Regions from separate parts of the Mus musculus genome. Here all the other regions are linked to region 1. Evidence: chromatin loops called from intact Hi-C (ENCODE). Cell type or tissue: heart. All regions are shown on one strand.

What was found. Hi-C counts contacts between places; a loop is a spot of excess contacts. Peaks named below come from ENCODE experiments on the same cell type or tissue, not always from the same donor. Only the 100,000 strongest peaks of a DNase experiment are listed, where the experiment ranks them.
Region 2: a loop joins it to region 1, with 6 times the contacts of the local background. A loop is called at or near these places in 2 of 42 quality-filtered maps.
Region 3: it touches region 1 in a loop (9-fold over the local background); 38 of 42 quality-filtered maps call a loop at or near these places.

What each region holds. Positions count from the first base shown.
Region 1 is chr5:67,726,654-67,729,153 of GRCm38, forward strand. The region is part of intron 22 of Atp8a1 (ATPase, aminophospholipid transporter (APLT), class I, type 8A, member 1); the gene reads right to left. Among named protein-coding and RNA genes, the nearest start is that of Gm46914, 25 kb to the left of the region's middle. In heart, a CTCF peak has its summit at 1,335 (motif pointing left); no DNase peak of the experiment used is centred here.
Region 2 is chr5:67,667,949-67,670,448 of GRCm38, forward strand. The region is part of intron 25 of Atp8a1 (ATPase, aminophospholipid transporter (APLT), class I, type 8A, member 1); the gene reads right to left. Among named protein-coding and RNA genes, the nearest start is that of Gm15478, 29 kb to the left of the region's middle. In heart, no CTCF peak of the experiment used is centred here; a DNase peak (open chromatin) is centred at 1,543.
Region 3 is chr5:67,531,268-67,533,767 of GRCm38, forward strand. No RefSeq gene overlaps it. Among named protein-coding and RNA genes, the nearest start is that of C330024D21Rik, 69 kb to the left of the region's middle. In heart, CTCF peaks have their summits at 1,252 (motif pointing right) and 1,460; DNase peaks (open chromatin) are centred at 1,324 and 1,794; H3K4me3 peaks cover 677 bases; H3K27ac peaks cover 583 bases.

The DNA.
Region 1 (2,500 bases):
GGGTTTAACTCAAATTTAAAAACCAAGTCTCTGGTTTGGACAAACAGTGGAGGGATATGAGAGTTTATAACCACAAGTTTAATTATACTATAAAAATTTCACTTACTCTGTCATATATTAAAAATATTGTTTTTTAGCAGAAGCTCTCCAAATCTCTCCACTTTTAGAATGTTTTTGGTGTAATGTGATTACTGTGTGTACGGCACCATGTGTCACTCATTCGAATATACTCGGCAGCATCTTGCATGACAGTGATGCTCTCTGATCCTTTTAAGAAGCACAGTCCTAAAACACCCACACACAGATGTAACATAATACAGTTTTCATGTTGCACTCAGTGGTGCCCGGAGTCCTGGGAGGCTCCTCATGGACCACCATGAGGCACGGTGGAGGCAGAGGAGGAGTTGAAGCCGCTCCTCTCTACCCTTCACGCTAACCGGAGCAGCTTAGCTTTCATCAGTCGCGAATATGATTTACCAATGTTTTGTTTGGGAAATGGACTCTGCTCTAAAAAGCAAAAGCAAACGCGAAAACCGCTCTCAGGGTTTAGAAATGAACCGTCTTTCCACATGCAGTCCAATAGTACTTGTCTACATGCGAATGGATTCCAAAGTCATAAAGAACAGATTGCACAGCCAGTGTATCTCAGACAAAGATGAACTCGGAGGCCGTGACAGCTAAATTTACAGCCAGGTGAAACGTCTCTGGAACTGGTGGTCTCTTCGGTGTCTCGCTGGGCTGTTTGCAAAGGTAGTAACCACATCTTCTGAATGCCAACTCGGCTGATTTTAACAGAGGGGAACCTCAGACCAACAGCAGAGCCATCCCGCTCAGACTCACACACACACACACACACACACACACACACACACACACACACACACACAGATGCACACGTACACACACATACAAAGCCCTGCCATCCTCAAAGGACTCTGCCTAGTCCCGAAAATACTACTGCTCGCTAACTGGCAAAATATTTTTTTGCAGAGCTATTTCAAAGCTTCCTTCAGACCTTCCTCCAAGTTCCTCACTTAGGGAATCTGGGCAGACCACAGTGGTCTCTAAAGAGGCCTATGTTTGGAGTAGGAACACATACAAAATGCTGTTCTTACTTGGAACAGGCAGGCTGAGGAAGGGACTCTGTCTCCCTAACATTCTACATTACAGATTTCACAACAAGAGGGTTACCACGAATGTTAAAAATCAGTTAGCTCTAAATTCCCCCTTTCATTCCTATAAGGGACAGTCTTTAGGAGGTATCTGTATTTGTATACTATTTAAGGGGCCCAGGAAACTTAAATTTTAATGTAACTCATGATCGCCATCTGCTGGATAATGGTTGAATGTGTATCCCAGTTAAAAGTTTTTAATCATAGATGTGTATCATCTATGTGCATTATTAAATAATATGTAAGTATAAGGGACATGTAATATCCCATAATTTATGTAAGAAACAAGCTATCATCCCTAAACTTATTACAGTATTTTATGGAGACAGGAGCATACTTTGAGTTACATGTAGCAATTACATGTGTCTGAGAAGAACCTCCTGCTGCTGGAGTAAGATGTTCCCTAGTGTTCCATGAAGGGGAGGGTGTGGGGAGGGTGTGAGCGAAGGCGAATTAGTCCTCAGAGGTCTTAGTCCCATTTGCCTTCCAACATGGGAAGTACCTAAGTTTCCTAACAGAGAGGAGAAAAATGCCAGCTTTTCCACCTGCTGGCAAGATCCAGAGAGCTCCACCTCAGAGGCTCCCTGCACCTCAGAGGCTCCCTGCACCTCAGAGGCTCCCTGCACCTCAGAGGCTCCCTGCACCTCAGAGGCTCCCTGCACCTCGGAGGCTCCCTGCACCTCAGAGGCTCCTTTTATCCCATGCTGCACACAGGTAAGACACTGAGGGAATCCAGTAACTGGGCAGAGACTGACTGGCAAGTTTAAGCTACAGTGAAGGCCCTTAGATACATTAGAGCACAGAGGTCTGTCTGATAATCCTTTTTTGAGCTCTGTGACCTTGGTCTAGTGTCTTAGCCTCTCTGTTACCTGGGTATCCTCATTTGTAAATAGGGATAATTAGTTCCTCAAAAGGACTAAACATGTCAACAGACGAAAGTGCCACTGTACCGCTAGGCACACAGTAAGGACTACACAAAGTGTTGGTTGTCGTTAATTAAGGAGACAAGAATTCTCGCTCCAGATGCAGCTTCAGTCACAGGATATCTACCGCTGTCAGCCCGAATAGGCTTTTTTTGTTTAACTGTAAAATGCAGGCATTTGACAGAGATCATAAAGGAACACAGTAAGTAGTTACAGCCCAAGTGAGTGCAGGAGAAAGGACCAGGCCGCTGACTGTTCTACTACAGTTTATTACAAATCCACAAAGCTATATCATTTCATATTACATAAACATAGTAATTACACATAACAGACACATCATGTCTGCGTCTGCATATGTATGTGTCCGTGTGAGCACACTTGCCTCTGTGCAGATGTCCCCATGTG
Region 2 (2,500 bases), 59 kb before region 1:
CAGAAATTCATTGCAAAGAAGACGGCATAGGAAGCTGTTGAGGGGGCTAAGAGCAGTGGCCAGTGGTTAAGAGCTGTATTGCCCTTGGATACCTGGTTTCAGTGCTTAGCACCTATGTCAGGTGGCTTACAACCGTCTATAACTCCAGCTCCAGGAGACCCCACACCCTCTTCTGGCCCCTGTGGGTATCTGCCACTCACATGTACATACTTTTCTATAGACACAAAATAAAAAAGCAAAGTACATCTAAAACAAACAACCCAAGACCAGAAAACAGTCCAAACACTACCTAGGTTTTAGTCAGTGCCTTGAAAACATTCTGAGCTTCTGAGAGCTGGTCATATGTAATGTGCTAGATGATTAAAACATCTTAAAGCTACTGAAATTAATAGTGGGGAGCTGGGTAGACTTTCAGCCTGTTCTCAGACATCATTGTGAATCTCAAAAAAAAAAAAAAAAAAAGTAAATATCCACTGCTAGAACATAGTCCACACGCTTCGTTTTCTTCCAGAGGCACAGACGAATGTGCGTGCAGAGATCAGACAGCTTTTTCTGCAATTGTGGACCAGGAACAGAAGGCACCAGCATTTACACTAACATCACATTTGGTATTAAACTTGAAGCATTTTTCATGCATCTTAAAAAGTCATTTGAGAACTAAATGCCAAGCAAATGATAGAAATGGTCTATGACAGCGTGCTCCAGTGACACAATTAACTTAATCTATTGTTCATACTGCGCTGGAAGTAGACAGGAAGACTAAACAGTGAATCAGTCCAGACGACTATTATATTAAGACAGTAATTAGGGCTGGGTGTGGTGGTGCATACTAGTAATCCCAGTACTTAGTGGCTGATACAGGAAGCAGGGTCATAAGTTCTAGGCCAGCATAGGCTACATAGCAAAGTCCTGACATAAACACAGATAGTAAGAAGCAACCAGTGTATAAGATGCTAGTTGTCCTTGTCATCATCATTATCATCGTCATTATAATCACCATTTTGAGACCTTTAAGGCAGTGTTAGCCCATGCTGGCTTTGAATTAGCTATGTTGTGTGAGGCTCTGGCATAGAACTCCTGATCCCTTGACTTCCATTTCCTCAGTGTTAGATTACAGCATGTGCAGTGTGCCTCACTCAGAGATAAATTCTTTCTTTTCTCTTTTTCTTTTTTTCGAGACAGGATTTCTCTGTATAGCTCTGGCTGTCCTGGAACTCACTTTGTAGACCAGGCTGGCCTCAAACTCATAAATCCACCTGCCTCTGCCTCCCGAGTGCTAGATAAATTCTTTCTTAAGGTCAGTATACCACAGCTGCATAATAAATATTTGTTGAAATATCTCACAAAGGACTTTGTTATTCTTTTTAAAAAGAAAGGCCGTTTAAGGAACTGATATGTCTTCACATATACTCTTGATTACAGTGACAGGAAAAAGTTCCCAGCGGTGGGCATTCTGTACAAACACGTGCCTCCAGGAGGCAGAGAGTGAGCTACGGCAGCTCTGAGTCTGGCTTGAAGCTGGAGAATCTCAGCTCGAGCCCAGGACACTGACGGAGTGCTCCTCTGTGTTCTTAGTGGCTGAGCCAAAAGAGAACTGGTAAACAGCTGCCATATCAAAGAATTATTTTTAATTTTTTTTGGACTTCCTTTTGGCACTTGGCAAAGGTACAGTACAAAATGACACAGCGCTGACCTCAACAGGAGAATGAGTATCAGGCTACTGACGACGGTTCATTTCACCGTCTGCCTCCATTTCTCTTCAAAGCGATTTTCATTCCACGTTCGCGTTTTATTTAATTTCTCTTAACAGGCTAATAGAAATTGGTAAGCCCACTGGCCCTAGGCCAAGGTTTTACACACAGACTATGGTTGACATTTAGCAAATGTCAGAAAAGAATGCTCACCAGAAATGCTACGGAACGCAAATGGAAATGGGCATGAATGAAGGAAGCATTTGAAAACATTTATCAAGTTCTCTTTAATGGCTCCCGGTCTGCACATGTTATTAAATCATGCTGTGGAGCTAGGGCATAGCGGAGCATGTTTTTGGGTTTTTTTATTTTTTTATTTTTATGAATGGCATCTACATAGTGAGCTTAAATCAGTGACTTAAGGGAGCTTCAGAGAAGAAGACACCAAACCCTTAGCCCTCCCACCCCCATCTTCACAGTGATTACAATCAGCGGCTGCTCTCTCTGCTTCCCACTGTAAATTTTAATCCTGCACGATGGGTAATCTTCATGGTCAACCTGATTGACTTTACAGTCGCCTAGGACACACAACCTTTGGGAGTGCCCGGAGGGTGTTTCCAGAGAGGCTTAACTGAGGGGGTAAGAGCTACCCTAAAAGGAGATGGGCTGAAGTCCCAGACTGAATAAATAGGGGAAGTTAAGCCTGCCCGACGAGGACCAGGGGCATCATTCACTGCTTCCTGAATGCAGGCTGAGATAGCGATGCTACCAGCCACCTCATGCTCCTGTTGCCATGGCTCCCTCTGTCT
Region 3 (2,500 bases), 200 kb before region 1:
CAGATCTCTTCTGCCAAATTGCATTGAACATGGCTCCTGCCTGGACCCCAGCGGTGCTCACTCTGCCAGGAATATGCAGCATTGTCAGATCTAGATTCCGCGTATAATTTTAAAAAGTCCACCGTTCAGACCCATTTGATTTGATTGTTATGCTTTCCCCTCATTTCCATTCAACTTAATGAGCTTTTTATCTGTACTGTTTTAAGGCAGATCACTAAGAACCTTCCCTTTAAATATTTCAGTATGTTTTAAAAAGGCACTGTTAAGTAAAAATATTTTTAAGTGAAGATGTGGTGGCGTTCAGATAAAGGTTTACCACACACTAAACCACTGAACACTAGAACTCATTTACTCCTTTCATTATTATTTTCCTTTTTGGTGGTGTTGTGCCTTCCTCATGCCAGGCAAGCACAGACAATCGTATCTGTCATACGGATCTGTCTTCCGTTTTGGGTGAAATTGACACCAACTCTTCAGCACCACATTCAGCACCAAACACAAATTCAAATCGTAATTATTTGTGGTGCTGATGATGGACGTCTGAACTAGGTACGAGAGAGGCAAGCAGTATAGCCCTGAGCAGTACTCTCGGCACAAAGGACACTTATATCCGGATTTTCCAGACTGCCCCTCATTGTACAAACGAATGATGTAAAAAAAACATATATATATTTTTTTCTCACCCTTTACTTAAAACACAGGACTTGGGCTGAAGAGATGGCTCAGTGGTTAGGAGCACTGACCCAGGCTCAATTCCCGGCGCCCACATGGCAGTTCACAATTGTCTGTAACTCCTGCTCCAGGGCATCTGACACCCTCATGCATGCAGGAAAACCACCAGTCTCCTCCTCCTCCTCCTCCTCCTCCTCCTCCTCCTCCTCCTCCTCCTTCTTCGGACCCCTGAGGATGGGGAGAGGGGTCTAAATTGCTGTAGCCCTGAGAAGAATAGACTGACCTTTGGCTGTGGTCAGACAACTTCAGGGTAAGGGTAATGAGGCCATATATTCATCTTCCCAGAAAAAAAAAAAATCTTACCCATCTTACCATTATGGACCAGAGGCCTTTTCCTGGCCAACTTCCAAGCATTTTCTCAACGGCTAATGCTCACTAATCCTCAGCCTGACATTATCTTCGTTTTAGCAGCATATCTGGCTTTCGATCTGAATTATAAGCCACATGCAATAAAAGGGAACTGGAAATGATTCAAAGCTTTGCCAGGTATTCTGAGAAGCCCAGCTCATCTGTACGCAGGCGCAATACAGGCAAACTTCCGCTAGAGGGCGGCCTCAGACTGCATGATACCCTGCAGTTCTCCGGAACAAGTGGAGACTGCAGAGGTGCAAACCTCAGCCGACAGAGCAGCATGAATGTGGACGCATGCTCCCCCCCCCCCCCCGCTAGCAAATAATATCTATTTGTTGTTGTTTTGTCCCCCCACTTCCGGATTGGCTTCAATGAAAATCTGGCACATGTGGTAAAGAGAAATATGGAAGATTTCCTTTCGTTTCCTTTGCGAGTGAGCAGTGAACCCTCACTTACCTCTTAGGGAATTTGCAGTGTTGTATTTATAATTATCAAGAGAGGGAGGGAAATTAAAAACTTCGACTGCTTAGCTCTTCCGCAGTTGGTCTGTGGGCCCGAGGGACACTCCAGGAACTCCGTGTTCTGGCTTAGCTCCGTGGAAACCCTCAGGAATGGCCATTTGACCTCTCGCTGGGCCACCGGAGGAAATCAGCTTTGGTTAGATCAGATGAGACATAATTGGCTTTGGACTCGTTAGCGCACACTCCAGGCGAGCATTCCTTGCTGTTTTGAAAGGCCTGTGTTTTACTTGGATCAGCTCAGTGTACAGGGGAGTCAGTCACAGCTTGGGTGGCTGGGTGGATTAGCATTTTGTTTCCCAAGATCTGCTCTGCTTCTGGGTCTCCCCAGTTGACACGGTGCCGGGCTCAACCCCCAACTCCCGGCCTGAGGTCAGAGAGAGGGATATGTCTGTTGGCCTGCAAGGGTGGTTTGTAAAGAATATGGGGTCTGGGTGAGTTGAGAGGTGTTCAGGCCTTAGGTTCTGGAACCATGAATTTGCATTTGCTGGATCGAGAAGAATGCAAAAGTGAATAGATTTCAGCATCGGGAGTGGTGTAACTTTGTCCTCTGCCTCTAAGTCATGGCCCTGCCCAATCACTTTCCAATAATCAGAGTGATCCTTTTAAAACGTACCTCAGCTACAAAGTTTGAAGAGAGCTGGGGGTGGGGTGGGGTATGGAAGAAGCCGGAGAGAGAGAGGAGGGTACGGGAGAAGTTGGCGTGGGAAGAGTAGAGATGGATGCGATCAGTATACGTTGTATTCGTATTCATTCCTGACCTGCTCCTGAAGCATACTGAGTCTTTATATGGTGGCGCCCTGCCTCACGTGTAAGCAAAAAGTTCAGCTTCATACTGTCGGTGGTGGACCTTAGTATCATTTTGGAAGCCATTTATAATAAGGTGGGTTGGGTGTTTA